Linked DNA regions of Homo sapiens: all the other regions are linked to region 2. A link is a loop called in an ENCODE intact Hi-C map of the cell type or tissue named here. Cell type or tissue: endothelial cell of umbilical vein. All regions are shown on one strand. Each heading gives the region's core, and the rest is flanking DNA. Links, peaks and the distances in the headings are about the cores only. Region 1 overlaps MIDEAS (mitotic deacetylase associated SANT domain protein). Region 2 holds the start of LINC02274 (long intergenic non-protein coding RNA 2274). Region 3 holds the start of LOC124903345 (a long non-coding RNA gene).

Region 1 (10,332 bases), core at 2,234-7,233, 74 kb before region 2:
TGCCACCAGGACTAGCTGCATGCCGAATATGCGAGAGTACTGCTTATCTGCATAACCACTTATTTCCAACTGAGAAACGAGAAAGGCTGGCTCTGAAAGTAACTTGTCCCAGTTCACAGAACTCATGACTGAGGAGTCAAGATTCAAATCTAAGCCTCCTGACCCCAAACCAGGTCTCTCTCTGTCACTGTGTCAATACCCGTCTGTGTGGATGTCAAGCAGTGGTTCTTAAACCTCAGTGTGTGCAATAAAACCCACCCTGAGAGACTAGTTCATGGGTCTGGTGGGGTGGGGGTCGGGGGTGGGAAGAGCACGATGGGGAATCTAGGATGCTTCACAAGCAGCCAGGTGGTGCCCATGCACTGGAGCAGGGGAAGGGCTAAAGGGCCACAGCCTGGCATAGTGAAGTTTCCCAGGACCCACCACTCCCCATTCCCCAAAGGCACTACCTGTCAGAGTGCTATGGCCTGCCCAGGAGACATGAGGGGTCGCACAGAGCCCTGAGGGGACTCTGCTCTCAGCCAGTCCTAGGGTTAACTGTGGCTCTTACCACGCCTGGGACCCAATTGAGTGCCCATGTTTACTGAGCACTTACTATTTGCCAGGCACTGTGCTAAGTCCATTGCAGGCAGCATTTTGTTTAACCCTTACTGTTCTGTGTCTCGTTATTTACAGACCAGGAATGGTATACTCAAAAATATCTATTTAACATAAAGGAAGACAGTAATAGAAGAACAAAAGAATAAAAAAGACATAAGACATACAGAAATCAAATCACAAAATGGCAGCATAAATCCTACCTTATCCATAATTACTTTAAATGTGAATGGATTAAATATCTAAAAGGCAGAGGTTGGCAGAATGGACTTTTAAAAAAATATGCAATTATATGGCAGAACAGACTTCTTTAAAAAAGATGCAATTTCATTAAAAAAAGAAACACCCTTTACATTCAGAGATATAAATAGGTTGAAAGTAATTAGCAGGGCATGGTGACACACGCCTGCAGTCCCAGCTACTCGGGAGGCTGAGGTAGGAGAATTGCTTGAACCCAAGAGGTGGAGGTTGCAGTGAGCCCAGATTGCGCCACTGCACTCCAGCCTGGGCAACACAGTGAGACTCTGTACCAAAAAAGAAAAAAGAAAGCAAGGGATGGAAAAAGAGATACCATTGTAAACAGTCACCAAAAGACAGCTAGAATGGCTATACTAATATCAGACAAAATATGTGGTGGCAGGCACCTGTAATCGCAGCTACTCAGGAGGCTGAGACAGGAGAACTATTTGAACCTGAGAGGTGGAGGCTGCAGTGAGCCAAGATCGCGCCACTGCACTCCAGCCTGGGCAACAGAGCTAGACTCCGTCTCAAAAAAAAAAAAAAAAAAATCAGACAAAATAGACTTTAAGACAAAAACTGTTATTATAGACAAAGAATATTTTATAATGAACAAAGTGTCCGTCCCTCAGGAGGCTATACCAGTTATAGACATGCATGTACCTAACAACAGAGCCCCAAAATACATGAAGCAAAAACTGTCAGAATTGAAAGGAAAAAATGAACAACTCAAATAACAGTAGGAAACTTCAATACTCTACTTTTTTTCATGTTATTTTATACATACACATGAGAGAGAGAAAACACTCTACTTTCAACAACGAACAGTACGACTAAATAGAAGATCGACAAGGAAATAGAAGATTTAGACACTATAAACCAATTAGACCTGGAAGACCTATATAGAACACTCCACCTAACAACAGCAAAATACACACAAATACACACTCTTCTCAAGAGCACACAGATACTGCAGCTGTAGGTGAACTGTTTTTTTGTTTCTTTTTAAAAAAGAGCAGGCCCGGCACAGTGGTGCCTGTAATCCCAAAATTTTGGGAGGCCAAGGCCAGGAGGATCACTTGAGCCCAGGAGCTCAAGACCAGCCTGGGCAACAAAACGAGACCGTGTCTCTACAAAAAAAAAAAAAAAAAAAATTAGCTGCGTGTGGTGGCCACTATAGTCCCAGCTACTCAGGAAGCTGAGGCAGGAGGATTGCTCGGGCCCAGGAGGTTGAGGCTGCAGTAAGCCGTGTTCATGCCTCTGCAATCCAGCGTGCATGAAAGACCAAGATCCAGTCTCAGAAAAAATAAAAAATACATACTTTTTTATATATTATATAATATAATATATATATAAAATATATATATGTATATTTATAGCACAAGGAACACTCTCTACAATAGATCATCATTAGGCCATAAGACAAGTCTCAACAAATTTAAAGGGACTGAAATCACTCAAAGTATGTTCTCCAATCAAAACGGGTTGAAATTGGAAATCAATAACCGAAGGAAATTTGGGAAACTTACAGGAAACGAAGGTTAAAAGTAACTTGCCAAGTTCTCTCAGCTCAGAAAGGCCCCTCCCTCCTCAGCCCATGTTCTCCACACCTTCGGTGTCACAGTCCTAGGCAGCCGCAGAGCTCAGACTTGCAAAGGCCTGGGTATCCCCTCTCCCAGACACACATTGAACCTGACCCCAAGCTTGATCCCGACATCAAAACAACTAGGGGATGGAGAGGCCTTTGGGATTGCAACAGCTTGTCAGGCAGCCCTGCTTTTCCCTAGGAAAAATGGCCACAGGCAAATATTTCCACTTCCATGGCCAATCTACAAAATATCCAAAAGACAGATCCTTCCCAAAAGAAGGGAGCTAACGAGTACTTCGCTGGGCTGGGTCCTCTACAAATTCGAATCCATGCTTATAAACCTCCTATGGAGGAGTCTTATGTCCTCATTCTCCAGAGGGAAGTTGAGGCTCTGCTGTTACAGAGCCAGAAGCAAGATTCAAATCTTTATCTTGTGTCTTCCAAGTCCTTGCTCTTTCCACCACCCTCCCAGAAAAATCTGAAATCTACACCGGTGGGCCTCAGAAGGAATGCTACACTTGAGAACTTCACAAAGCCAGCTCCGGAGCTGCTGCTCTTCCCTGGGGGCATTTCCAAGCACAGCATGGTCTATTAACACTCCTCTTAAGAAATTATCCTAGCCCCAGTCAGCCAGAAACAGTTTCCCCTCCAGACTGGGGGTATCTGTAAAAGCCCCTGGAAGCCAAGAGAGCCCAAAGGGTGTTGAGGTATGGGGGACTGCAGAGGTGAGCTGGAGGCTGCAGGCTCAGCACCATCTCACTCTGGAATAAAAGCCTCCATGCCACATGGAGAAAGGTGGCTTGGGCCTCTCTTCAGAGCCAACTGGCAAAGCAGGGCCCAGCTGGGAAAGCTGAACAGATTCCAAATATCAAGGGATGTCAATGTTTACCTACTCCAATTCCTCGTTCCACAGAGCAGTCCAGAGAAGGAAATAAACTCGTCCGAGGACACACAGCCAGGAGCAAAATCAAGGACTCCAATAACAATGCTTCATGCCTCCATTTAGGCAGGCCCCACCACTTGGCAAGACACTGGGCAAAGCATGGAGCCAAGGTTTATCCCAACATCACACAAACAAGGCTTCATCAATACCTCCAAAATTTCCATTGAAGGTGCTACTATGTGCCAGGCATGGTGCTAAGCACACTACACACATTATCCTGTGTAATCATCTCACAGAAAGGTAGATATTATCATTATTATTTTTGTAGAGATGGAGTCTCACTTTGTTGCTCAGGCTGGTCTTGAACTCCTTGCCTCAAGGGATCCTCCCAACTCAACCTCCCAAAGTGCTGAGATTACAGGCGTGAGCCACCACACCAGGCCATCAAGGTAGGTATTATTACTCCTCCTTTCTAAACAAGAAATCTGAGAAGACCTTAGGTCAAATCACTTGCCTAAGGTCACAGCAGTATAGAGGCAAAGCCAGGACTGGCACCTAGGCCTGCCTGTTCTGCAAACTTCCTCCCCCAAGAGTTTCAGACTTGGAGGTCACACCAGGCTGCCTGGGATAGACAGCAGCAGCCTCTGGGTTGCTCACGTCTGCTCCCTGGAGAGCAGCTTCAGCCCCTGAAAACCACCATGATGTTCTGAGATGTGGCTGGTCGGGTAAAGTGGGTGGGAGAGGCCGGGCAGGTGAGTGGCTTTGAAGGTGAAGAGGCTACAGGTGATTACCTCCAGTGGGCCAACCTGTGGAGGGCTCGGCATCTTTGCCTAAGAGGAAGTCACACCCCTTCCACACCCTCCAACCCCACAACTGAGGTTAGCCAACAGCTCTTTAAAAATAAAGCCAGGCCGGATGCAGCGGCTCCCGTTTGTAATCCCAACACTTTGGGAGGCCAAAGCAGCTGGACCACCTGAGGTCAGGAGTTTATGAGACCAGCCTGACCAACATGGAGAAACTCTGTCTCTACTAAAAATACAAAATTATCCAGGCATCGTGGCGCACACCTGTAATCCCAGCTACTCGGGAGGCTGAGGCAGAAGAATCGCTTGAACCCAGGAGGCAGAGGTTGCAGTGAGCCAAGATCGTACCACTGCACTCCAGCCTGGGCGACAAGAGCAAAACTCTGTCTCAAAAAAATAAATAAAGTCTTGGCTCTCCCCTGCTTGTCAGATAACTCAAGTCCCCATGGAGTCTAGGCTCCTGTCCCTTCTCCTGGCACCCTGAGCTCTGGGTCAAATCAGGTCTCTGCTTGGGTTCCCCCACTCAGGACACTGAGCATTAGCCCCCAGCCACAGCCACCCATATCTCCACATGGTGCTCTCAGAGTGTTGCTTCTCCCAATAACTTAACTTCCTAAATAAAATATATTCATCGCACATCCCGAGTAGAGGAGACAGAGGTGCCCACTCACTCCAAAGATCATTTGTCCAAACCTCAATTTCATGGCTCATAGAACCAAGACCTCAAAGGTAAAATGACCTGCCTAAGGACACATGGCTGACTACCTGAGCAGAGCTATAGTGACGGCCTCCCAGGTAGATGTTCTCACACTTAGCACCCCTAGACCTGGCATTGCCAGGTCCTTGACATTCGTCTGGGGGAGGTAAAGCAGGGGGTGTAGCATGTGTGTCAAGCCTACCAAGTCTTCATCAACCCAGGCTCTCCTGACTGGTCAGGGCTGGAAAGGGCCAAGACCCACCTGGTGCTTGGGGGTTGGATGGGTCGGTGTCTGGCAGTGTAGTGTGAGAGTAAAGAACGGGGGCAATATGGCTCCCTAGTACATGCTAGCGACCAGGAAGCAAAAAAATTTGCCACCAGCAGAGGGAGGGGAGTCTCAGTGTGGCTGCCTGGGGCCTCCTAGAAGGGCTGCAAACTGGGCACAGACAGACGCCCATTTGACTCCAGAGCCATCACATCAGCCTCACGCCCTTCCTCAGGCCCTGGTCAAGATGCAAGACTTTTGCCAAAGGCTCACACATTCTTTGCATTTCTCCAGTCTCTGAGCAGCTGCTGCAGGGCCTTTTCTCCTATGTTGATTTATTCTTTATTGTTCCTGAAATACACCCAGAGGCCTTTGGCACAGCATGCGGGCACAGCAGAGCATCCAGCCCAAGCCCCAAGTACACACCAACCAGACTCTCTGGGACCTGGGCCAAGCCAGCTGGAATGATGGGCCCCAGGTCAGACCCAGCAGCCAAGAAGGGAGACCAAAGATTCCACCTAGCCCCAGCCTTTGATTCCCCAGAGCTGTTCTCAGTACCTCAGAGGCTGGGATACCTTTAAGGGGGAGGACACACTTGGGAGGTCCCCAGGAAGCCCACACTAAGCTGAAACCAAGCCTTTCCCCTCTTCCTGTGCATGTGCCTGGCCGAGCAGTCCCCAGGCCCACAGCTGAGTCCTCCACAGAAGGGCCTCAGGGCTCAAGGCTGGGCTCCTGGCTGCCCTGTGAAGCATCTGGAGAGGGAGGCAGCAGGGAGGTCTTCCCCACCCTTCCCAGCCCAAGATATCTCCCCTACCAGCCAGTCTAATGGTGCCTGAATTCCTACTATCAGCACTTCATACCAAGGATCAAAGCATTGTTCCTTGTGCACATGAAAATAGCCGGAGGAAGTGTGGGAGCTGCAGGGTAAAAGTAGTCAGGGGCAATGTGTGCTGGCTTCTCCAATCACCAGCCTCTGTGAGCCTGGGGTTCCCTATTGGTGAATGGGCACAACAGTTTCATCTCAGTTATTGTGGGATTCAATGAGGTAATACATAGATGAAGCGCCGCCTGGCACAGGGTACGCACTCAATAAATGTGTTTCCTGTCTCCCTTGCTGGGTAGGGGTGGCTCAGACATCGTTATCAGTCTTTAACACCTTGGAGGAAATGAATAGTCCAACTCTTCCAGTTCCACAGCTGGCTGAGAGCAAGGCTGGCCAGGCAAGGGCGGGACAGGGAGACTCAAAGTCCTAGCAACAGTGTGGGGCTCTGCAGGCACGCAGAGCTTCCGGCCTACAGACCCAGGAGAGAGAGGTCTGGCCAGAAAGTCCAGAGGGCACCCAGCACAGGCCTCCTTTAAACTCAGCTATGCCAGCAGGGCCTGCCTACAGGGATACAGGGGGATGAGGGTATTTCCCAGATAATACCGGCAGAGCTTCCAGGCCCAAAGGATGAGCCGCCACCTCCTGGATTCACTCTAAGAAGAGCAATAAAGGGGAAGGTGCGATGGCCAGAGGGAGGCTGAGGAAGGGCTGCAGGAAGTAGAAGGGACTCCAGTGTGGCAGAGACACAGGGCCTACAGAAAGCAAGCAAGCCTGCCCAGAGGCCACCACAGTAAATGTCCCACAAGTGGAAGTGCCCGCCTGGTTATTTTTGGCGCCTCTTCTGCCCAAAGCCAGTAAGGAAAGGCAGCTGCTAGCAACACAGAAGGGCTGTTTACACTCAAGTGTGCAAGCACTGCAACAGGGACAGAAAGCACAACTAGCAGCCACCATGCAGATGGGCCTCTGCCCCGTTTTTCCCCTCCCAACTGTCCCCCGTTGTGTGCTGCACAGCTGACACAGTGTGGGTACTTCTGCTTTCACTCAGATCCAGCCTCCCAACCACAGGACTCACTCACGCACATGCAAACAAATAAATAACTATGGAGCCAGCTGAGGACTGAGCCACACCCAGGAGCCAAGACAGTATTCCTTTGGATTCTTCCTGCGCTCAAGCTGCCCTCCCAGCTTCCAAACTGGGAGAAGCAGCCACCAGGCGCAGGACACAGGAGCAGTCCCTTTCCACCCTCCCAAAGTGAAAGTGGAGACAGTCTTTACAACCTCAAGCATCTCACCACCTCTCGGCTTCCCCATTTGAAAATGAAGGATTCGGACTAGATGTCCCAAATGGTTTCCCAGCTCTGGAATTAGGACTATGACCCAAGACCAGCTGGGGCCTCAGACAGAGGAAGGCCAGGAGGGGAGGAGGATCTGTGCCAGGAACTGCCAGCTCACATGCCGTCTCGGGGTTGCAAGTTATCACTTAAGCCCATTTCTGAGCTATGGGGGCCTTACCTACTAAAGAAATGGCAAGTTCTGGCAACGGTAAGTTGGATAGGGTCCTCTGTCTGCCCAACTACTGGGAAAAGCAGGGAATCAAAATCTCTCACCATTTTCCTTCTTGTCTGGATTCCAATTCCCCAGAGAAGCTGAGCGGCTTTAGAGAGAAGCCCCTTCTGGCCAGCTACAAGCCTACTGTAGCTCACTCTCTCCATCCAAGCTTTAACTGGGATAAACCTTGCCCTGTGCTTTCCCCACTCTCCTTCCTTCCCAGGACTCCTGAAGGAAGAAGCACTGCCTGGAAAAAATGCTCTCACCACGAAAGCTCCCTGCGGCTGGGAGAAAGGCAGAGGGAACAGGGAGCACCTTCCCTGGCTGGCCACAGCACGAGGCTGTGTTCCAGGAAGAGCAACAGCAAGGGCGGCTGCCAGGGAAGCCTCAGCCCCAAGCCCCGGCTCTTCCCCACCAGCTCTTCCCCACCAGCCGAGAATGACAGCCAGCAACTGCAGCCCTCAGGGAGACCCCCAGCCCCACCCCAGCACAACTCCGGCTCTCCTCTGACAGTGGCAACTTTCTTCTTATATAATTCTTGGTGTTTCCTTCACCGTTGCACATAATTTTAATGGGTAAAAGAGCCAAAGCAGTCTTTAAGGAAAAACTCCCACCCTTGGCTCTACCCAAACCTCCTGCGAGGTCACACTGCGAGGCTTCAGGTGAAGCAAACAGGGGACTTTTTTTCCTTGGCTGAGAAAGCAGCCTTCCTCCTGCCCACCCACGTGAGCAGCTCAGCCTGGGGCCTGGGCGGGTAGGTTCCTGAGAGCACAATCTGATCTCTGGGAAGCTGGGCCCTCAACCCTCGGCTGCAGGGCCACAGTCCCTCTCAAAGGCACACAGACACTGGGTCTGGGCCACATGTCTAGGGTGGAGTGGATCAAGCTGTTGTTCCCAGGGCACAATAAACTTCATTTATACAAGCTTCAGTGGCCTGGTAGATTGCTTTCCTACTATAAACAGGACACCCTTCATTTTCTCTTCCTTGATAGGAGTCAAAGGCAAACACACTGGATCCAGTGGGAACTGGTGAAATGAGAGTTGCCATCTGTTGAATACCTAGTATGTGTCATTCACTCTGCATGCATAATCCTGTCTAATCTTCACAGCCTATGAAGTACTAGTATCATCCACATTTTACAGGTGAGGCAACTGAGGCCCAAGAAGTTAAGCAATGCCCAAAGCCACACAGCAAGAGGAGATGCTGGGGTATGAACTCAGGTCTGCCCAGGCCTCATTCCCACGCACCCATCAGACTTCCTTCAGTCACTGCCCAAGTGACTGTCCACACACCATCCAGGAACGGCGTTCTGAGTGTGGAAGCAGAAGTCGGTGTGGATGAATTTTGCTGGAGGCCTCCAGAATCTGAACTGATGCTCCAACTATTATTGCTCCCAAGTGTGTGACTGCGAGAGCCCATGTCAGTGTGTGTGTGTGTGTGTGTGTGTGTGTGCGCGCGCGCGTGCGCGCTGAGGTGGAGGGAGGGTGATCTGGATTCCAAATTGCAGTTTCCAACATTAAAGTTATGCTGTAATGCTTCTGATTCATAAAATGAGCTCATAGTCTCACAGTATCCTGAATGTTGCTTCGAATGCAAATGCAGGTCCCTTAGTAAGAATTGGGGATTTCAGCCTACTCCACCCTAGCCCCGGCCCAGCATGCAATTTTTCAGTCCCAGAGTCAAGAGTTCTCATGTGCAGAAAGAAGCAATTCCTCCAACAGAATGCGGCCACTGGCTCTGCTTCCTGCCACCTGCAGTGAGTCAGGGAAGAATGGAGCCCCAGGCTGCTTCTGTACTGATGCATGCACGCCTGCACACACACAGGAAGGGTGCCAATCTGGGCTGACCAAAGGAAGTGCCCAGGCTAGCAGATCCCTAGGGAGATGGCTCCACAACTCTTTCACCCTGAGGTCCCCTTAGGGTCAGGATGACCGACACATGCACTCCACAAGGCCAGCTACAGGGCAGTGCCAGGAAACTGGGTTCACCAGCCCCAGAATCACCCACGGTGGACTGACATTTTTGAAACCAGTGATGCAATCTGAGGAGGTTCCAGGAGCAGGGACTCACTGGGCCCAACACATGACAAGTACACATTTTTTTTGATGGAGATCTTTCACTAATTTGTTCAACTAACATGCACTAAGACCAGGTGAGGTAGTTCAAGACTGTAATCCCAGCACTTTGGGAGGCCAAAGTGGGTGGATTTCTTGAGCCCAAGAGTTCAAGACCAGCCTGGGCAACATGGCAAAACCCCATATCTACAAAAATAGAAAAATTAGCCAGGTGTGGTGATGTGTACCCGTAGTCCCAGCTACTTGGGAGGCTGAGGTGGGAAGATTGCTTGAGCCCAGGAGGCTGAGATTGCAGCGACCTGAGATCGCACTACTGCACTCCAGCCTGGGCGACAGAGAAAGACCCTATCTCTAACAACCAAAAAAAAAAAAAAACACTAAACACTTACTAGATGCCAAGCAGCATTGTGGGACCCATTCAAGCAGAGGCTACCAAATACTGAAATGTGCTTTAAGCATTTTACGTATACTAACTCACAGAATCCTCACAGCAACTCTATGAAGGAGATACTGTATAGGAACTCTAACTCAGAGTCTTTGTTTTTGACCACCACACTGCAGTATGTACACAAATAACTACATAAGGTGGAAATGAGTGTTCAGAAGATGGCTACAGCCTTCAGAAGTGGCATTTGAAACAGGATTAGAAGGATAAGCTGGAAACCCCCAGCCACTTTGTGGCTGTCCCCACCCCAGCATGAGCAAAGTTTTCTTCTGGGAGACCCAAATGCAAGAGAGGGGCTCTCAACCTGAAGATTCCTGGACTGGGCCCATTCCCCTTCCCCTCTTCTGTCAGAGGTCTTGGCACCCCTGGG
Region 2 (10,332 bases), core at 3,612-8,611:
ATAACTTAATTCATAAGAGACATTTGGAGGAACATGCTCCAGTTAAAACTGAGTTGAATTCAGTTTCTCAATTGACAAAGAGAATCAAATTGTTACCTGCTTAGTCACTGCGTTCCACCTGAATCTGATGACCCTTTTCTGTACTCTGGTACCTACTTTCATCATAGCACCTGTCGTACTATAGAGTAACTTACCATCTGTCATTTTTATCAGGCTGCGAGTCTTGGCTCTTACTTTACTTTTTTTTTTTTTTTTTTTTTTTTGAGATGGAGTCTCATTCTGTCACCCAGGCTGGAATGTGATGGCAGGTTCTCGGCTCACTGCAACCTCTGTCTCCTGGGTTCAAGCGATTCTCCTGCCTCAACCTCTGGAGTAGCTGGGACCACAGGCACGTGCTGCCATGCCCGGCTAATTTTTATATTTTTAGTAGAGATGGGGTTTCACCATGTTGGCCAGGCTAGTCTCGAACTCTTGACCTCAAGGGATCCGCCCTCCTTGGCCTCCCATATTGCTGGGATTACAGGCGTGAGCCACCACTCCTGGCCTTACTTTCCTTTTTATTGCTTCAGTCTAGCACCACAGTAGGCACGAAAGCTTACTGAATCAAATGAATGTCATATCACGAATCACTTTGGAGATAGTCGATGACTACTTACACAAGTCAGTCTCCTTAAAAGCTACACAATTTCTGCTTAGTGCCCTTAATAGCTCTCTGTCTGCTCACACCTTGTTCCAGGCAACCTATAGAATTGGCTGTGCTCTTTAATTCAGGAAATACCTTGGCTCCCACCTTCCTGCCCATCCTTCTTGCTCAATTCCAGTTGCCTCAGTTTCCCTGGGTTGCCACCTACCAGGAGTTTTCCCAGTGAACAGTGACGATGGGTGTTGGTTCCATTTCTGCCCGTGGGTGCCTCCTCCTGACTGCCCTCACTCCTACCTTGGCAGCTGGTGCATGAGCCAGGCCTGGTCACCCCACCCAAGTCACTACTCAGCACTCCGGGCTCCTGCTCAGCTGAGAGATGGGATCAGACAGTCTGTGACCTCCCTTTATTTTTTTATTTATTGAAGTCCTCCTAATTTATGTATTTATTTTGACACCTTTATTGAGATATGGTTCAAATATCCATAAAATCTCCCTTTTTAAAGTGTGCAATATAGTAGCTTTAGTGTATGCACAGAGCTGTGCAACCGTCAGCATTTCCTAACTCCAGAGCATTTTCATCGCCCCCCAGGAGAAACCCCATATCCATTAGCAGTCACTCTCCATTCCTACTTCCCCTTAGGCCTTGGCTACCACTAATCTACTTTCCATCTTTGTGGATTTGCCTATTCTAGATATTTTATATGAATGGAATAATACAATATGTATGGTTTTATGTATGGTTTCTTTTATATATGGTTTCTTTCTGTTTGAGACAGGGTCTTCTATGTATGGTTTCTTTCTTTCTTTTTGAGACAGGGTCTCTCGCTCTGTCGCCTAGGCTGCCTAGGCTGGAGTAGAGTGGTACAAACACAACTCACTGCAGCCTCAACCTCCCAGGCTCAAGCGATCCTCCCACCTCAGCCTCCTGAGTAGTTGGCACTACAGGCACACATCACCACGCTCAGCCAGATTTTAAATTTTTAATAGAGATGGGGTCTCACCATGTTGTCCAGGCTGGTCTTGAACTCCGGGGCTTAAACGATCCACCCACCTCAGCTTCCCAAAGTGCCAGGATTATAGGCATGAGCCACCACATCCAGCCTGGGTTCTTTCACTTAGCCACTTAGCATAAAGTTTTCTTTCTTTCTTTCTTTCTTTCTTTCTTTTTTTTTTTTTTTTTTTTTTGAGACAGAGTCTCGCTCTGTCGCCCAGGCTGGAGTGCAGTGGCGCGATCTCCGGCTCACTGCAAGCTCTGCCTCCCGGGTTCACACCATTCTCCTGCCTCAGCCTCCCAAGTAGCTGGGACTACAGGTGCCCGCCACTACGCCCAGCTAATTTTTTGTATTTTTAGTAGAGAGGGGGTTTCACCGTGTTAGCCAGGATGGTCTCGATCTCCTGAACTCGTGATCTGCCCGCCTCGGCCTCCCAAAGTGCTGGGATTACAGGCGTGAGCCACCGCGCCTGGCCCTTCCTTCCTTCCTTCCTTCCTTCTCTTTCTTTCTTTCTCTCTCTCTTTCTTTCTTTCTTTTTTCTTTTCTTTTTTTTTGAGACAGAGTCCCTGTCATCCAGGCTGGAGTGCAGCGGTGCCATCACAGCTCACTGAAGCTTCAAACTCCTGTGCTTAACCGATTTTCCCATCTGGGATTCCAGAGCTCTGGGATTGCGGGGATGAGCCACTGCACCCAGCTAGCTTACTGTTTTCTCTCTCTCTCTTTTTTTTTTTTTCTTTTTATTTTTGAGACAGGGTCTCACTCTGTCGCCCAGGCTGGAGTGCAGTGGTGTGATCTCAGCTCACTGTAACCTCTGCCTCCCAGGCTCAAGCGATCCTCCCACCTCAGCCTCCTGAGTAACTGGGGCTACAGGCACACACCACCACACCCAGCTAACTTTTGTATTTTTTTGACAGAGACGGGGTTTCACCATGTTGCCCAGGCTGGCATAATGTTTTCAAGGTTCATCTGTGTTGTAGCCTGTATCAGTACTTCATTGCTTTTTATGGTTTAATGAATAAATAAAACATAAGTTCATACCACGTTTATTTACCCACTCATCAGCTGAGGAACATTTATTTGGGCTGTTTCCACTTTTTGGCCATAATGAATAATGTTGCTATAAACATTCATGTACAAGCTTTTGTTGGAAAATATGTTTTTAACTCTCTTCGAATGGGATTGCTAGGTCACAAGGTAACTTTTTGTTTTAACTCTGAAGAACTGCCAGATTGTTTTCCAAAAATTGTGTACCATTTTACATTCTCATCAACAATGTGTAAGGGTTTGATTTCTCCAAATCTTTGACAAAATTTAGTATTATCTATCTTATAGCCATTCTAGTGGGCATAAAATGGTATCTATTGTGGTTTTGACTGGCATTTCCCTGATGGCTAATGATACTGAGTATCTTTTCATGTGTTTATTGAACATTTGTAGGTCTATCCCTTTGTCCACTTTCAAAATTGAGTTATTTGTTTTTTTATTGTTGAGTTGTGAGAGTTTTTATATTCTGGCTACAATTCTCTTAAGATATATGATTTGCAAATATTTTCTTCCATTCTGTGGGTTGTCTTTTTACTTTCTTGATGGTATTCTTTGGAACGCAAAAGTTTTACTTTGATGAAGTCCAATTTATCTATTTTTTAATTTTGTCGCTTGTGCTTTTGATGAGATATCTGAGAAACTGTTGCCTAATCCAAGGTTTTGTTGATTTACTGCTATATTTTCTTCTAAGAGTTTTATAGTTTTTAGCTCTTAACATTCATTCATTATCCCTTCCCTTCATCTTTAGTTTATCATCTCCTAAGGGTAAATGCAGTTTACAGCAGATTTGTTTGGTGTAATCTTCTCTATATCATCTGTTGCTGTCTTTATCCTGGGATGAGCCATCTCCTTAATAAAGCTGTTCATATTTAGTTCTGTGAAACAGACATTCATAACTTCAACAACCTTTGCCTTCCATCCTGTCAAAAAACAAACACATATGTAATAAAATATGCTTTCCAACTTCCAGTCAGCTTTGTCTGCCCTACCACAGACAAAGACTGGAGTTCCTCCAGGCATTGACAGCTTTGGAGGTGGTTTGAAGGTTGGTGGTTTAAAGCAGGACCATCTCCTGTGACCTAAATCCTGAGGAAGAAAGAATACAACTGCAGAACTCTTCAGAGGGGCCCTTGCTGCTTGGCAAGCTGTCACCCCACCACAAACCTGACCACCCAGGGCCCTTTCTGCATCTGTGGCCCATTGTTCCTGGGGTTTTGATTATTCAGTTGAGCCATTGTCTGCCAAGATGTTTGGGTTTGGAAATTTTTCATTATGCCTTTGAGAAAATAATATCACACTTTCTCTCTGAATTCTGTATTCATTGATCTTTGTAAGTTGGGGGCAAAATTAGTTTTTGTTTCCTTGGGCATTGGATATGTATGGTAGTTGATCCCCTCCAAATGGTGTATTTGTTCTCGTATTTGTTGGCAAATCTTTAACTTTTTATTTATCTGAATCCCTTCCAAAACAAGAAACAATTCACTTTAAAAAAAAAAATCAGACTTCTTTTTTTTTTTTTTTTTTGAGACGGTGTCTCACTCTGTCGCCCAAACTGAAAAGCAGTGGCATGATCACAGCTCAGTGCAGCCTTGACCTCAGCCTCCTGAGTAGCTGGGACTACAGGTGCGTGCCACCATGCCTGGCTAATTTTTTTGTATTTTGTATTTGTTTTTAGAGACAGGGTTTTGCCATGTTGCTCGAACTCCTGGGCTCAAGGGATATGCCCGCCTTGGCCTCCCAAAGTGCTGGGATTACACGTGTGAGTCACTGTGCCCAGCCCAAACTATTTTTTATCTGGTTAAGTTTTCTAGGCACTCCTGGAAGAACAGGGCCAGAAAGAAAGACAGTTTAAATCTGACATGTCTTTGCATATGAAGCCATTGCTTTATTCTTTTTTGAATCAAACCTCCCCAAACAATGTAGTTAGCAAGAGCTACATTTATACATTTCTATAATGAGATAATCACTTCCCCTAAGGGAGAAGCAGCTAAAATCTGGCAATCCAAAGACTTCATTTTCTAGTCAGTCACTCCACACAATACATAGACAGCTCGATCACTTTTCCAAGGGAGATTTTTGAAGCTGATGTGCATCTATTTTCTGTTATCTAATAAATTGAAATCACATTCATTATTCAAAGAGTCGTGACTGTGTGGCCGGGCGCGGTGGCTCATGCCTGCAGTCGCAGCACTTTGGGAGGCCAAGGCAGGCAGACCACTTGAGGTCAGGAGTTTGAGACCAGCCTGGCCAACATGGTGAAACCTCATCTCTACTAAAAATACAAAAATTATCTGGGTGTGGTGGCTGGCGCCTGTAGTCCCAGATACTAGGGAGGCTGAGGCACGAGACTTGCTTGAACCTGGGGGCGGATGTTGCAGTGAGCCAAGATCGTGCCACTGCACTCCAGCCTGGGCAACAGAGAGTGAGACTCTGTCTCAAAAAAAAAAAAAAAAAAAAAAAAAAGCCACTGTGTGAGGGAACCTACAAAAGACCACAAAGCACTTGGCTGTCAAAACTCCACAGCCATTCAGAAGTGTGGATCCAGGGAAGCACTTGGTCCCTTCACTGTTGATTTGTTCACAGAAATGCCAGGCCCTCTGGTCAGAATAGCATTACCAGATCTAAAGCCCAAACAGTGGCATGGGTCTTGGCCTTGGCCCATCTCAGTGAGTGTTAGGATGCTTTAATGGAAATAACTAGGTTAATAACATGTATGTAAATTTTATTTACCATTGAGCCCTTAAAAGATACCAGTGAGGTGTTATTGATCCAGTTGAAATGAAGCAGCTATAAAATGATATGTATAGTATGAATAAATCTTTTAGTAAAGTGTTTGTGTACAAAAAGAAATACATTAAAATGTTTTATCCAGGTAATAAAAATGTGTTTTTCTCATTTTATACTTTTCCAAAAAAGTTTTTATAGTAAGTATATTTTTACTTTTATAATCATAAAGAAAGAAAGTAGGGTAATTCTATTTTGAAAAAAAAATTAGGTCGTTACTTTTAACTCAATTGCATGTTCAGAATTTTGAAAATATGCAGCCAAGAGCACATATTTGAATCGCTGCTCTGCAGAAAAACTTAATAATCAGCCTTAATGGCTATGAAGCAGGCGGGGCCCAGCCCTAAATTCCAGGTCACAGGGCAGTTTGCCAGGGCAGCCGGCTAACATAGGTGCTTCTGCCCCCCCATGGGCAGCTCTGGAAAGTGCAGGCTCTGGCCTGAGCGTTTCTCCAGGGATAGGACCCTGGAGAGATGAGTGTTTCAGAACCCAGAGACATTTGGAAAAACTGGCCTCACTGCTCAAAACTGTTCTGGAAGATCTTAAAATGGAGCAACTAATCATGTAGCAATCCTTTCATACTCCCTACACTCGTATTCAACATATATAGTTATTTTAATTTGCACACTTCGTTCTAGACACTGATGTATGTGTAGAATGTACAGATCAAATTATAAATTTCTTTTTGTGTCTCCCTGCCATTAAAAAAAACACAAAACTGTGGATACATAGTAGGTATTTCCCTGCCATTTTTATAGTACAAATTATATTGTATTGTACTAATTATATTGTATTGTACTAATTGTATTGTACTTTTATTCTTTTTAATTTTATTTTATTTGAGAGAGAGATTCACTCTGTCACCCAGGCTGGAGCACAGTGGCACGATGACAGCTCACTGCAGCTTCGACCTCCTGGGCTCAAGTGATTCTCCTGCCTGTGCCTCCCGAGTAGCTGGAACCATAGGCATGTGCCACCATGCCCAGCTAATTTTTGTATTTTTAAAATCTCCCTATGTTGCCCAGACTTTTGTTATTCTTTTATTTTTATTTTATTTTATTTTAGATGGAATCTTGCTCTGTCACCTAGGCTGGAATGCAGTAGCGTGATCTCAGCTCACTGCAACCTCTGCCCTCCCCACCCCGGGTTCGAGCAATTGTCCTGTCTCAGCTTCCTGGGTAGCTGGGATTACAGGCGTGCACACCATGCTCAGCTAAGTTTTGTATTTTTAGTAGAGACAGGGTTTTGCCATGTTGGTCAGGCTGGTCTTGAACCCCTGACCTCAGGTGATCTACCTGTCTTGGGCTCCCAAAGTGCTGGGATTATAGGCGTGAGCCACTGTGCCTGGTCACTTTTTTTATTCTTTGACTTGCTTCTTCCTCTATAGATATACCCTGGCAGGGTCAGGACCAGAGTGAGGCAAGCAGAACCCTCTGTGACCCTGAGAATGGCCTCCTAGCACTCTGTGCCCCTTCTCGGTACATGCAGGTCCACCTCATTCTTGTTACTCCTGCATAGTATTTTATGGTAGAAATGGAACACCACTAACCATTTCATTTTCAATTTCTAGTTGTTACTAAAATGCTGTGTTGACACCCTAATAGATGTCTTTTTTTTTTGAGATGGAGTCTCGCTCTGTCGTCCAGGCTGGAGTGTAGTGGCATGATCTCAGCTCACTGCAACCTCCACCTCCCGGGTTCAAGCAATTCTCCTGCCCCAGCCTCCTGAGTAGCTGGGATTACAGGCGCACGCCACACACCTGGCTAATTTTTTATATTTTTGGTAGAGACAGAGTTTCACCATGTTGACCAGGCTGATCTCAAATTCCTGAGCTCAAGTGATCCTCCCGCCTTGGCCTCCTAAAGTGCTGGGATTACAGGCGTGAGCCACTGCACCCAGCCAGATGTCTTTTTATGCATGTAGTAGTTATAATTTTTACTTTAGCATGTATACATTTTATTTTACTTTTTTTAAATGGAGAGTGGGTCTTGCTCCCTCACCAGGCTGGAGTGCAGTGGTGCAATCATGGCTCACTGCAGCCTTGACTTCCCCAGCTCAAGCAATCCTCCCACCTCAGCCTCCGAATAGGTGGGACTACAGGTTTACACCACGACACCTGGCTAATTTTTTAATTTTTTTTACTGAAGATTAGGTCTCAATAAATCGCCCAGGCTGGTCTTGAACTCCTGAGCTCAAGCGATCCTCTCGCCTCAGCCTCCCAAAGTGCTGGGATTACTGGCGTGAGCAGCTGCGCCCAGCTGTATTTAGCATTTTATACCTTGTTTGAGGCCTTCCGTACTTGGAGGTTATAATACTATCTCCCTGTACTTTTTTTCTTTCATTTTGGACCTCAGTCGAGTTAATCTGCTCCTCAGCTCCTCAGCTCACATTCCTCATGGTCAGCATTGGTCTGTGTGAGACATATCTTTGTCTGTTTATTCCCTTTTATCCCATTTCCCATTCCCATCCCCCCAATACACCATACACAACACAGTAATGCATTTGATAGGTTTTATAGCATTTGCATGTTTCCTTATAAAATATGTGGCCGGGCGTGGTGGCTCTCGGGCCAGGCACGGTGGCCGTTGTAATCCCAGCACTTTGGGAGGTAAAGGAGGCCAGATCATGAGGTCAAGAGATCGAGATGATCCTGGCCAACAGGGTGAAACCCCATCTCTACTAAAAATACAAAACTTAGCTGGGTGTGGTGGCGCGTGCCTGTAGTCCCAGCTACTCGGGAGGCTGAGGCGGGAGAATCACTTGAATCCAGGAGGTGAAGGTTGCAGTGAGCCAAGATCATGCCACTGCACTCCAGCCTGGGCGAGAGAGCGAGACTCCATCTCAAAAATATATACATATACATATACATATACATATACATATACATATACATATACATATACATGCATATATATGCATATACATATACATATACATGCATATATATGCATATAAATAAATAAATAAAATTTTTTTTATATATATGTATTTAGGTAAATGATATTGTGCCACAGGCCTTATTCTGACTGTCTTCTCTCAGCACTGTTTTACAGCCCTTCCACATAGCCATGGTACCCTCAGTTTCTTGATTCTAACTGCTACCCTCATCCCTTCCCCCAGCATCGAGCCCCTGGAGCTTTCAACTCCCCTTACCACAAACAACCCTGTAATGAACAACCTCATATATGGTCCTTTGTGAGAATTTCTGAGGACTATTTTCCCAGGATTGCTTACATTTTCTTCTAATACTCCTGCAGTTTGTTTTTTCTTCTATTCATATGCCTGCCCACGTTTGGTTTATCTGAGCACATCTAGCTTATACAATGATTTTGACTCTATTCTTTTTTTTTTTCCCTCTTTCTCTAGTCACACCTGCTGGAACAGGATCTATTAGTTCTTGAAATTTTCCATTGGCAAAATCACTCCTAATTTCCACTTAGACCATGTTTCTTCAACATTCTATTATATTTATTTTTAGTTTATTATTAATTATTTTTTTGAGACAGTGTCTTGCTCTGTCTTCCAGGCTGGAGTGCAGAGGCATGATGGTGGCTTACTGCAGTCTCACCCTCCTAGGCTCAAGCGATCCTCCCACCTCAGCCTCCCAAGTAGCTGGGACTACAGGCCTGCACCACCACACCTGGCTAATTTTTCTATTTTTTTATAGAGATGAGGTTTCGCCATGTTGCCCAGGCTGGTCTTGAACTCCTGGACTCAAGTGATCCATCCGCCTTGGCCTCACAAAGTGCTGGGATTACAGGCGTGAGCCCCCACATCAAGACTACATTCTATTTAAGTTAGTTTTTGTTTCAGTTTTTGGAATCTCAGCTTCAGATTTGTGTTAGTAATAAAACAACTTAGGTTTGGTGCCTCCTAAAGCAGACCCTGAGACAAGAACTTGGGTGACAATAGTTTACTTGGGAAGATATCCAAGGAAGACGGGGAGGGAGAGAGGAGAGTGATACAGGAAGGACGGAAAGCCAATGAAAGATACATTACTGAGCTGGGTTGTCACTGTGGACAATTGGCTCAATCTCCCTGCACACTTTTGAAGAACCATATAGAAACCACCCAAAATTGTCCTGCTGAAGTGTGAGAGGTTGGGACATTTATCCAGCAACCTTCATCTTCCATTGGCACTCTCCCACTCCCCTACTACCCAGCTCCCGCCCCTTTCTTCTGTGGCTGTATCTGCAAGTTGGACTGAGCAAGCTTCCAAGCTGAGGAGAAAATTCTGAAGCAGAAAAGCTGAGAGACTCCACTGGTGCTTGAGACGTGAAGCCATCAGCATGCATAGGAGCTGTTAGCCACAGCTGCATCACAAGCCACAGGCCTCAGTTCCAGTTGATCTACAGCAATCCTGTGGGCATGCACACCTTTGCTGTTGTCTGACCTACTTCTTGCCCTGCACCTTCCTATTCATGTATTGACTACACCTGACCTCTCTATCCTGACACAGTGAGACCCACTCAAACCGCTTCTTGGGCCTGATCTAGGTGAGCAGCCCCTCTGCCTCTCTGGCCCAGCCTCTCCACTTACCCGCTCTGGCAGGCCTTCAGCAGCCTGCCCTTGGAAATTTTGCACTTTTCCTTTTGCCAGTAGATATGTGGCTCTCATTTCTTTCCTTCTTTTCCTCTTCTCTCCCATTTACACTTTGATCTTGTCAGACTCTCCAATGGCATTATCAAGCCCTACTCAGATCATTGGCTTACCCTGACACAGAGAAAGTGCTCACACTCAGCATCAAATAACACAAATAAGAAGGATGCCCAATACTATTTGAGCACTTACTAAACGGAAAGCGCTGTGTGAAATGTGATTCAGTCATTATTTTATTTTCACAACAGCCTGATGAGGTCAGTACTCTCA
Region 3 (10,332 bases), core at 2,554-7,553, 85 kb before region 2:
GGCGCGGTGGCTCACACCTGTAATCCCAAAACTCTAGGAGGCTGAGGTGGGCGGATCACGAGGTCAGGAGATCGAGACCATCCTGGCTAACATGGTGAAACCCCATCTCTACTAAAAATACAAAAAATTAGCTGGGCGCGGTGGTGGGCGCCTATAGTCCCAGCTACTCGGGAGGCTGAGGCAGGAGAATGGTGTGAACCCAGGAGGCGGAGGTTGCAGTGAGCCGAGATTGCGCCACTACACTCCAGCCTGGGTGACAGAGCAAGACTCTGCCTCAGAAAAAAAAAAAAAGATGTCAAGATCTCAGTAGTGACAGTACAAGCAAACACCTCTCATTCCCAGCACCCAGCACGGGCCAAATCAGAATTTGCTGATCTGGAAAAAGAGATGTACACAACCTAGAATTCAATTCTAGGCAGTTTCAATTTCAAGTATAAAACTGTCTCATCCCCCATTAGGAGGGGGACATCTCCAAATGCCCCTTCTGGACGTCTGTCCAGAAGTTTGGTTTGGAAAATAAAAATAGTATCTCCACAGGTTCCCTGATACCTTCCTACATTGCCATGTTCTCCTTTCCCCATAGGGTCCTGGGCCCCCTGAGCACTCACGCGCTGGAGGTGTTTAGAAGGGGCGCCTCTCATACCTGAGCTTGAGCATCTGTCCCGGGGATTCGGGTGGACCGCCTGCGGGTGACGATGACTGATGGCTTGTGCTCAGCAGGGTTCTGTTCAGGACCCTTCCCGTCCTCATCAAGACCTCCAGCCTGGGCTGCCTCAGTTGGGTCCACAGTTCGCACAGGCACAGACACTGGGATGATGAGGGGTACCATCCCACTGTCTTCTCGTGCTCGCTTGGTGGCTAAGGAAGGCTCAGAAAACTCCACCCCACACTTGGTAGTTGAGGCCAATACACTTTTCCGCTTCTCTTCAGAACCACTGCCATCCTGGACAAGATGGGAACAGAAGTGCAATTTAAAAGGTAAGTCATAGCCAGGCGCAGTGGCTCACGCCTATAATTCCTGCACTTTGGGAGGACAAGATTAAAGGATCACTTGACGCCACAAGTTCAAGACCAGCCTGGGCAACATAGTGACACCTCGTCTCTACAGAAAATAAAACAAAATTAGCTGGGCATGGTGGCAAACTCCTGTGGTCCCAGCTACTTGGGAGGCAGAGGTGGGAGGATTGCCTGAGCCCAGGAAGTTAAGGCTGCGGTGAGCCGAGATCGAACCACTGCACTCCAGCCTGGGTGACAGAGTGAGACCCTGTCTCAATAATAAATAAATAAACAAATAAAAGATAAATTCTGATTTGATCTAGGACCCTCATTCCCATTTAGTCACGGGACTCAAACACCCACAGTGGCTCCCAGTGGTCTCACAACTTGACCTTTTTCCCTGACTACCTTTTCTCCGACCACTTTTTTTTTTTTTTTTTTTTTTTGGAGACAGGGGGTCTCACTCTGTCACCCAGGTTGTAGTGCAGTGGCACAATCTTGGTTCACTGCAACCTCTGCCTCCCAGGTTCTAATGATTCTCCCACCTCAGCCTCCCCAGTAGCTGGGATTACAGGCGTGCAGTACCACACCTGGCTAATTTTTGTGTTTTTTGGTAGAGATAGGGTTTTGCTGTGTTGGCCAGGCTGGTCTCCCAACTCCTGACCTCAAGTGATCCACCCACCTTGGCCTCCCAAAGTGCTGGGATTATAGGCATAAGCCACTGCGCCTAGCCTCACACTGTTCTCTTCTATAGAAAGTGCTTCTGGCTGGACACGGTGGCTCACGCCTGTAATCCTAGCACTTTGGGGGGCTGAGGCAGGCAGATCACGAGGTCAGGAGTTCGAGACCAGCCTGACCAACATGGTAAAACCCTGTCTCTACTAAAAATACAAAAATTAGCCAGGCATGGTGGCAGGCGCCTGTAATCCCAGCTACTCGGGGAGGCTGAGGCTGGAGAATCACTTGAACCCGGTGATCTGTATCTATCTGTATCTGAAATAGTATCTAATTATTCAAAAAATATTTCTGCAAAAGAAAGTAAGCAAGAACCCTGTGGCAAGGTGAAGGGTGGTCTTTGTACTGTTTTCCCACAGGCAGCTGGCTAGGGCAAAGTCTGGCTTTCCCTAGGCAAGAAGCAAATCCTGCAGCCGCCCACCTATCAGCCTGATGCCCTCTGCCAGGTGTGGCTCCACTGCATGCCACTCTCACCTTTGCATTCTGCAGTGAGGCCAGCTCCACAGCCTTCTGGGCCAGGGTCAGCAAATTGGCCTCCTGGGATGCCCGGCGCCTCCGTCGCGTGCTCTGGATCACTCCGCCCCGTAGCACCTGCCCACAGTCCCCTGTGCTCACTGCCCTCATGCCCTCCTCGCTGCCCATGGCAGGAGCCTCTCGCTCCCGGCCATTGGGTGCTAGTCTCTCCCCATCAGGCAGTAGCTGCGACTCCCTCAGCTCCAGCGGGAATCCCAGAGCTTCAGGATGGGGCTGCCCCAGGGAGCCAGGTGGCGGCTGCTGCAGGGGCCAGTGATGTAGGAACAGGTTGCCAGTGGCCTCCTGCCCAGGCTGGGTGCCAGCCCCATCCAGGGCGCTGGGAGGCAGGATACCCTCCTTAGAGAGGCGGCGGGAGCGGCGGGGGAAGGGGATCTGGACCTGAGGTAGCGCTGGCTGCGGGGCTGAGTCCTGCAGAAGGGCCTTGCGCAGTTCTGGGTTCATATCTGGGTTGGGGGGGAAGGGGTAGGGTGCCATGCTGTGGTGAGCCAGGTGGGACTGTCCCAGTGGCCCAGCTGGCTGCAGGCCAAAGTCCTGGGGTTGCTGCGAGGGTTGCTGCGGCATGGAATAGAAGTTCTCAAAGAGCGGCATCTGGGGTAGGGCTGCCTGCTGCTGCTGCTGCTGCTGCTGTGGTTGCTGCTGCTGCTGCTGCTTCTGTGGAGGGAAGGCAGCCACCGGGTTTGGGGGCGGTGGGCCCTGCCGGAAGACCTGCCGGTTCACCTGGTGGCCGAATGCCAGCTGGAAGGGTTGCAGGGGCAGTGACTGGTTTGGGGGTTTCTTGGCTGCGTGGAAAGAATTCAGGGGTGCCTGGGGCCGCCCTACCTCCAGCTGCACCTTCTGTGGCATCATTGGTCGCACATAGCGGTCCAGCTGTGGGCCCCCCGCTTTCTCCCGCTTCAGTGCCTCAGGGTGGTTATAGTAAGTCGGGACTCCCACTCCAGGATGCGGGCTCCCCTTGGTTGCACTGTAGAGGGACAGACTGTGGCAGTTCCATGTTGAATGGGGTGGAGGCTGGCCTGGCTGCTGCTGCCAGCTGCTGTCACTGACACCCCCACCTCCTCCACGCTCCGGGCCCCGCCCTGGAGCCATCACAGAGTTGGGCCACTTTACTGAGGCCACCTGCTGGGACAGCATGGCTGCTGAGGTCCGCTCAGGCCCATATACCACAGAGTTCAGCAGGGCCAGGCTGCTAGGAGGGGGCAGTTCCACAGGCTGAGAGGTGGAGACTGCCCCTCCTGGACCCTCGTGCCCGAGGTACTGCTCCTCCTTCACTCTGATGGACTGCTGGGGGGGCTGCAGGGGAGGGGGCTGCTCCTTGGGAGCTGGTTCCTGGCCCCCGAAGAGGCAACGCTTCCGCTTGTTCTGAGCCTTGGGCTGGGCCTGGAGGTTCATGATGTGGCCAACTGAGCCCTGGCGGTGAGATCCCCTTCAACAGTCGCCCATCCCCTGGGGAAACGTCCTGCTGGAAGCCGGGCTCTAGTCCAGGAGCCAGGGAGGGCAGAGCAGGGGCAGAGGAAGACGCTGGACAGTGAGGTCGGACACTGGGAGAAAGAACTGCTGGCTCTTCCTTTCTCTTCCAGAGAGGCTCTGGGGCTCAGCTACTCTTCCCAGTTCATGATGCTCCACAGGGTTCTGGCACCTGCAGAGGGAAGAGCAGTGACAGTGTCAGCCACAGCCTCCCAGGATGCCCCGAACATCAGCACAAGTGTAAGAAAAGGGGCTCCAAGGGCCTTCGGTCCCACCACCTCATATCACAGGGACAGGCCCCAAGTCACAGAGCAGCATTGGTGAGGCAGGAGCCAGGACTTTTGGGGAGCTGCCAGGAGGGCAGGAGAATCAGCTGCATCTCCCAGGGCACTGTGACTCTCTTGTCCCACCACCTCACCCTCCTGGTTCCGCTCCAGGACTGCCTGCATCTGTCTGTGTTATTTGTGCACTGCATAGGCACATTCTAAGGCACAGGTGGAGCTGACATCCAGCCCAAGCCCCTCCAGCCCAGCTGAGAAAGAGGCAGCAAAAGCCACACTGGCTCCCCTCTCCTCTTACCCAGGCCCTAGCCCCCTGGGCAGCCAGGCCTAGTCCTCCTGGCACACATCTGTCTATGCAGGAGCCTCCCACCAGACCCAGAAGGATCTTTGTCCAGCCAGTGCCTCCTCTGACACTCCAAGCACATCTCAGGCTCGGGAAGTGGAGAGGACAGGGTCATTCCCGACGTGGCCACTCCTCCTGTGCAGCCCCAGAGTCAGGAGCTCCAACAGACCCTTGTAGAGTCAGGGGCCCAGGGTCAGGCTCACCAAGGCCTGCAGGTAAGGCCCCAGAAGGGTGTGTGCAGTCCTAGCCCCACCCCTGGGAAGAGCTGCTGGGTGGGGCTGTGGCTGCCAGAGTCTTTCCCAAACTAGCACAGAACCTGTTTTGCAACCCTGGCAGGGTGGAGGCAGGATCCAGGCCAAGAGCTGGTCAGCAGCTGACCCCGCCCCTGCCTGACCCCTGCCCCTTCCACTGCCGAAGAGCCCCTGGCAAATAGTGTAACTCAGATCGTAGAGGGTGCAGATTGCTAGAACTCAGTTCCAGAAGGTTTCTCCACGATAATGTCATGACTTAAGTACACAGTTTTTCCATTTTTGTTTCGTAACTTGATTTTTTAAAGCAGTCGCTACAGAACAGAATCTAGACCTGTATTTTATAGCATAGCTGCTTGCATGTATTTTTCAAGACTTTTCTTTCCCTCAGAGTGATGTTTGGGTTTTGTTTTTTTCCTGGGAAGTTGGTGGGGGTGGGAGCTACATAGCCCACCTCTTTCCCCAGTAAGATTCTGGTCCCTAGGAAGAGGGGAAAACAGCTCGGGCGGCTCTGAAGAGGAAATCTCAGGCCCTAGATGCTACAGGTCATTGTTAGCAACCCCAGCCGCTCCCAGGAAACCAGCCAGCAGCAGCGGAGGGCAGGGCTGGGCGGGCACAGGGTCCCGACTATACCCAGTTTGCAGTTCGGCCCACCCCCAGCACCAGGAATGCCCCTCCCAGGCTATCGCTCCTCTGCAGGCTTCCGCAGCTCCCCAGCCCCTGTGCTCCTGGAGCCTGCCTGCCTCCTGCCCGCCTGCGTGACTCACTGAGGGCCCCCTCCCTATCTTTCACTTTCACCCAGCACCCAGAAGGGGAGTAATTTCCTCCTCCATTTCCTTCCTCAGCTCCTGGGCCTTGAAGAGAGTAAGAGACCCTCCTCGTGTGCAGCCTTTGTCTTTTCATATATGAAGCTGGAGGGAGGGAGAGGCACAGAGACTAGGAGGGCATCCAAGTCACCCTCACCCCCAGCAAGAGGGGAGTGGGGGGATTTGGACAAGAAGTGCAGAGCTGCGGGCTGCAGAAACAACCTTTCTCTTGCTTTTAAACCCGCATTCCCTGACAGCCAACCTAATTCAGAGCAGGAACCCAAAAGCTAAACCCTGCACTGAAAATCACCCTGGGCACCCCCATGAAGCTGCAGGGTGGGACTGTCTGGCTCCGCCTCTCCGAGGGAACATCAAGCCCACAGAACTAGAAGTGCGTGTCTGCAGAAGCAAGACAGAGAAAGGAAGAATGTGCGCCAGCCTGGCAAGCCCACGTGCCTCCAGGGGGCTGCGAGCCCCTCCAGTGGGCGCTCACACACACTCACGCCTCCCTTCATCACAGCCCTGTCTCCTTGTGAGCCACAGCACGGGCTTGAGGCCTGGAGCAAGGGAAGGTCCACGTGGCGGGTGGGCCTGGATGCACGTGCCAGTGTGAACCTGATGGAGGGGTGCGCCCCCTCCATGGGGATGGCTGCTCAGAAGGAGATGAGGCGGGGCCTGCGGCTCCAGGACAAGCCTGCTTCTGCCCAGGGCAGGGGCCAGAGGCCAGATGCAGGTCTTACAGGGGCTTACCCACAGCTGTATGGTCAGCCCTGGAGGAGCTGAGCTCAGCTGGGAAGCCTCCCACTCCCACCCTGCACATCAAGGAGGGCCATCATTCAGGATACCACAGCAGCCTCTGAAGCTCAGACAGGGACTTGCTTTGAAGAAATCAGGGGGCCTGGTTTGGGGAAGGCTGAATCACCCCAGAAACTTCTTGCTGCAGAGGCCTCCCTGTCACCCTCACCGAAGAGCTAAGGGTGCCAGGGGCACAGACAGTCAGGCCTGGGACCCTCAGAGAAGAAAGGTCATCGGCTGGGGGTGGGGAGAAGAGTGGAAGATACTGGCAGCCTGGGAGGAAGGGTGAAGAGGCACACCTAGGCAGCAGGGCACTAAGTAGTCATAGGAGTAATGATGATGGTGATGGTGCACCCGTGCCAGGCAGATCCTACGTGCTTTATATCCTTTAAATTCCCACCATGGCCTTATAAGGCAGGAGTTGCGATTTTAACCTCTATTTACAGGTTAGCTAGATGAGGCTCAGAGGAGCTAAGTAAGTTGCCTACGGTCACACAGTCATTATGTTGCAGAGCCAAGACTGGAACCCAGATCTGTCTGACTCTAAGATCAAGCTCTTCTTCCTTATCCCCAAGATATGCCACTAAGACCCCAGACCCCTCTTCATACACCTCCCTTCCACAGCACACTCTACACCACCTCCAAGCAAGGATTTTCTAGACACAGATATCAGATATCCCTTCTCATTGGCACTGGGAAGCCCCTTACCCCTGCCTGAACCTTTGGCAGGTACTCTCTCCCATTCTCCCCAAATACAGCTGAGACCCTTGGCCTTCCAGGAAGGGAGAGCAGGAAAAGGTCTCACCACAGAGGGGTCAGCAGATGTGTGAGGTCTACCTGCAGGGAGGCCTGAAACACTTCCTCCTGCACTGGCCACTCTAGCCCCCGATCTAGGCCTGGACTCTCCAGCTCCTGCAACCCCACCCCGGGCTCAGTTGCTGCTGGTGGTGCCTCCAGCTCTCAGACCCCATGGGCTTCTCCCAGCCTGCAACTCGGGGTCAGGACTGCGCCACTTCCTCTCATTTCTTCTACCCCACCCCCGCTGCCCTGTCCCTCAGATGGAAATCAAACTGCCCTTCCTCACAGTGAGGAAGAGGAAGGACGACACCTCCAAAGGCTGCTGACCTGTGGGCCTAGTCCCTGAGATTGCAGGGAAGAGGATGTCATGAGGAACTCCTGCCAGCAGCTCAGCCCTGGGACCAGCTGCAGGGCCTCTGACAACGGATGCAGGAACACTGCAAAAGGAAACCCACAGTCACCACGGGGCCCCAGACACGGCAACCCGCCCTGTCAGTCTGTTTGACTGTCACGCTCTATTCACTTTTCCCTTCCTCCAGGCTCCTCTCTGCAGCAACCAATCCTTGACCAGACCCACAGGTACCCCTGGGCCAAAGACAAGGCAACAATCAAGACCAAGGCCTGGGACCTAGCAGGCTTTCAGGAAGTTCTATGGTGAGTAGCACTTACTCTCTATAGAAGAAAGCAGTGTGCACCAGGAAAAAAAAATAAAAAACAGTGCTGACCCCACATATATGTTTTGCAGACACATGAGGGGAAGGTGCTGGAAAGGCCTTTGGGTGTTCAATGCTGATGGTGACACCAGCTCTCCTGGGATGTCAGCTCAAACACACACTGCTCCCCAAATGCCATCGGCAGCCCAGCTGCACACCCAACACTGGCTGGCTGACCCCAGGAGAAGCCAGAGAGCCATCACCACAGGGCAAGGGGCCAGACTGTGGCCACTGTGGGACCAGGGCCACTCACCAGTCTGCTTGGGGCAATCAGTGTGTCCATTTGAGAAAAAAGACTATTGTGAGTCAAGGCCACACAGACCAGGGAGGAGATGCCAAGTTGATCTCAGCAGCTGCGGGGGCTCAGCTCTGACCTGGGGATAACAGCTGACCCGAGGGCCCCCTGCCCTTGGAGGCTAATGCTCCAAGCTCCCACTCTTATAGCCTGGGCAGGCCCCACAAGCTCAGCACTAGGAAGAGGGGAGTCAAAGATCATGGGTCTGTCACCCAAGGGCAAGACAGGCCCAAACTGAGTCTCCAGGCGAGTCAGTTCTCTGAGCTGTCTTAGGACAAAGTCTAAACTCCCTGCCCTGTCCACAAGTCCCTGCAGACCTTGGCTCCTGCCACCTCTCTCGACAGTCTGTGCTTGAGCCAGGGCCTCCAACGTGTTCTTCTCGCTTTGCTTCCAGGTCTTTGGCCAGGCTGTACCCCTTCCTAGGACACCTTCTCACTCTTTTCATCAGGCCAGGTCCTATTAATCCTTCAGGTTGCAGACACTGCTTCCACTGGGAAACCTGACCCCAGAGCTGAGACAGGAGCTGAACTACAAGCCCCTATAACACACTGTATATGGCACACTAAATCCCAGGTGCCTGCTTTGTCATCCCCAGCAGACAGCAGGCTCCACGGGGCAGGGTTGGCAGACCGTTGTACCTTGGCACTTGGTTTGTATCTGCCTGTCAGGATGCTCATTCAAGACTGCGCCCAAGGTGAGTCAGAGCCACACCTGGGCAGAGGCGACACAGCCCGCATTCCTGCCCTGGGCTCCTGCCTGCTCCTGACTTCTGGGCTCTCTGGTGCACATGAGAGCTCCTCAAGATGCTGGGATGAAGTGAAAAGGCCCAGCCCGGGATCCCACCCTACCCCTGGCCCCAGGCCCTCTACACCTATGTGGAACACAAGTCCTTCTCCCTGCTGGCCCACAAGCCACCTGCCCTTGACTGTCACCTGCTGCCCCACAACACATGCAGGCCAACTGGAAAAGTGCCAGCTCCACTGTTGCCCTCCACCCCACTTTTCTAGGCTTCTACCCCCACCTAGACAGTGGCCAGGGACACAAGCCTGTGGGTCTGTTTACCTCATGCCCTGACATGGCTGGACCTCAAGACACTAAGGTCTGGCCAGGATGCCAGGGAGCCATAACAAGTCCCTGCCACCCCCACCAGAGGAGCACAGCATGGCCCAGCTGGCCCCCTCATCTGGGCTCACATCCTGAAAAGCTCTCTCAGACATTCTGGGGTCTCCAGCTATAGCCAGACTCGGTAAATGGCCTGGAACTGCCATCTTGGGCCAGCTAGAGTTGCCCAGGCCCTAGACAAACCTTCCCTCTGGACCCCATCTGCAATGCTACATGCACCCCCACCAACTGGGACTTCACACAAAGGCCAGTGTACCCCATTTCTGCAAGCCACTGGACACATAAGCACTATTCTCAAGGGGTTTGCAAACAAGGAGGCTCTGATACAACAGACGTGGATCTGACTCCCACAAGTGTCATTTTCCCTGGGAGCATGAGAGAGCAGGCAAGAGGCCCTATGGTCGGCCCATTCCCAATCCAGACAGTCCCTGGACCATCACTTCTCTGGACTGAACTTCAGCTCTGAAAAGCAGAGCCCAGGCCAACAGGCCAGAGAGTCACGAGTCCCAGGGGTCTCAGCCATCAAGCTGCTCAGGATCAGAAGCTTGGCCAGGGTTCAAGCTGCCTGAAGTTTGAGCTTACACAGTAAAAATGCCAACCACTGAGATGCTTTTAAAGGGATGTGTAAGAGAGGAATCCTTTCAGGGCTTATGAGGCACTCTCAGGGCTCCGTCCAGTCTTCTACCTTGATTGCCTCCCTCCCCCATAGCCCCACAAATGCCCACAGGGTGTCCATGGGAAGCTGGGATAGCCAGGTTTGTTTTGCCAGGGGTGGGGGAGGTGGGGGCTGCTAATGCAGAGAGAAAACAGTCATGAGCAAAGCCAGAAAAGGATTAAGCCTCCAGGCTCAGCTTTTGCCTGCACTGAAGGGACTGCCTGCCTTCCTCCTAGGCAAAGGCCACGAAGAGTCACAGGCAGCCCTGGAAAACCCATTCCAACAGGACCCAGGGATCCCAGCAGGAGTAGGGTAGAAGCAGGCAGGTTTAGGCTTCCTCCGCAGGAGACTCAGCAGATGTTCCTGAGGCCCTCTGGTGAGGGCCTCCTGGGACCGCTGGGGTCCTTGCTCTGTCTCCTCAAAACAGTCTCTATGCCCTATACAGCTCCCACCACTGGAGGCTGCTGCACTACCTCCCTTCCCTTCTGGAAAGGCCTGGCTCCCCAGCAGGGCTAGAGCAGGGCTCTCTGAAGTCTGTGCCTGAGCA

The links. A loop is a pair of places that touch in the nucleus more often than their neighbours do. Peaks named below come from ENCODE experiments on the same cell type or tissue, not always from the same donor. Only the 100,000 strongest peaks of a DNase experiment are listed, where the experiment ranks them.
Region 1: it touches region 2 in a loop (4-fold over the local background); 39 of 110 quality-filtered maps call a loop at or near these places.
Region 3: it touches region 2 in a loop (3-fold over the local background); 35 of 110 quality-filtered maps call a loop at or near these places.

The regions. Positions count from the first base shown.
Region 1 is chr14:73,747,403-73,757,734 of GRCh38, forward strand. All of the region lies in intron 1 of MIDEAS (mitotic deacetylase associated SANT domain protein), which reads right to left. LOC124903345 (a long non-coding RNA gene) reads left to right here. Exons shown (of 3, transcript XR_007064264.1): 3 at 1-43. Among named protein-coding and RNA genes, the nearest start is that of MIR4505, 6.2 kb to the right of the region's middle. RefSeq lists enhancers at 1-88, 6,965-7,214, 7,515-7,584, 7,615-7,694, 9,098-9,177 and a silencer at 8,964-9,258. In endothelial cell of umbilical vein, for the core only: a CTCF peak has its summit at 5,176 (motif pointing right); DNase peaks (open chromatin) are centred at 5,409 and 6,169; H3K27ac peaks cover 4,265 bases.
Region 2 is chr14:73,819,894-73,830,225 of GRCh38, forward strand. LINC02274 (long intergenic non-protein coding RNA 2274) reads right to left here and starts at 10,242. Exons shown (of 2, transcript NR_135238.1): 1 at 10,003-10,242; 2 at 2,666-3,599. In endothelial cell of umbilical vein, for the core only: CTCF peaks have their summits at 5,869 and 7,456; a DNase peak (open chromatin) is centred at 5,838.
Region 3 is chr14:73,736,355-73,746,686 of GRCh38, forward strand. It overlaps MIDEAS (mitotic deacetylase associated SANT domain protein), which reads right to left. Exons shown (of 13, transcript NM_001367710.1): 2 at 2,206-3,901; 3 at 644-943. The coding sequence starts at 3,654. LOC124903345 (a long non-coding RNA gene) reads left to right here and starts at 912. Exons shown (of 3, transcript XR_007064264.1): 1 at 912-978; 2 at 7,540-7,654. RefSeq lists enhancers at 2,902-3,417, 3,932-4,447, 4,448-4,961, 5,955-6,124, 10,108-10,332, cis regulatory regions at 6,029-6,050, 6,040 and a silencer at 7,252-7,546. In endothelial cell of umbilical vein, for the core only: no CTCF peak of the experiment used is centred there; DNase peaks (open chromatin) are centred at 5,367 and 7,427; H3K27ac peaks cover 4,112 bases.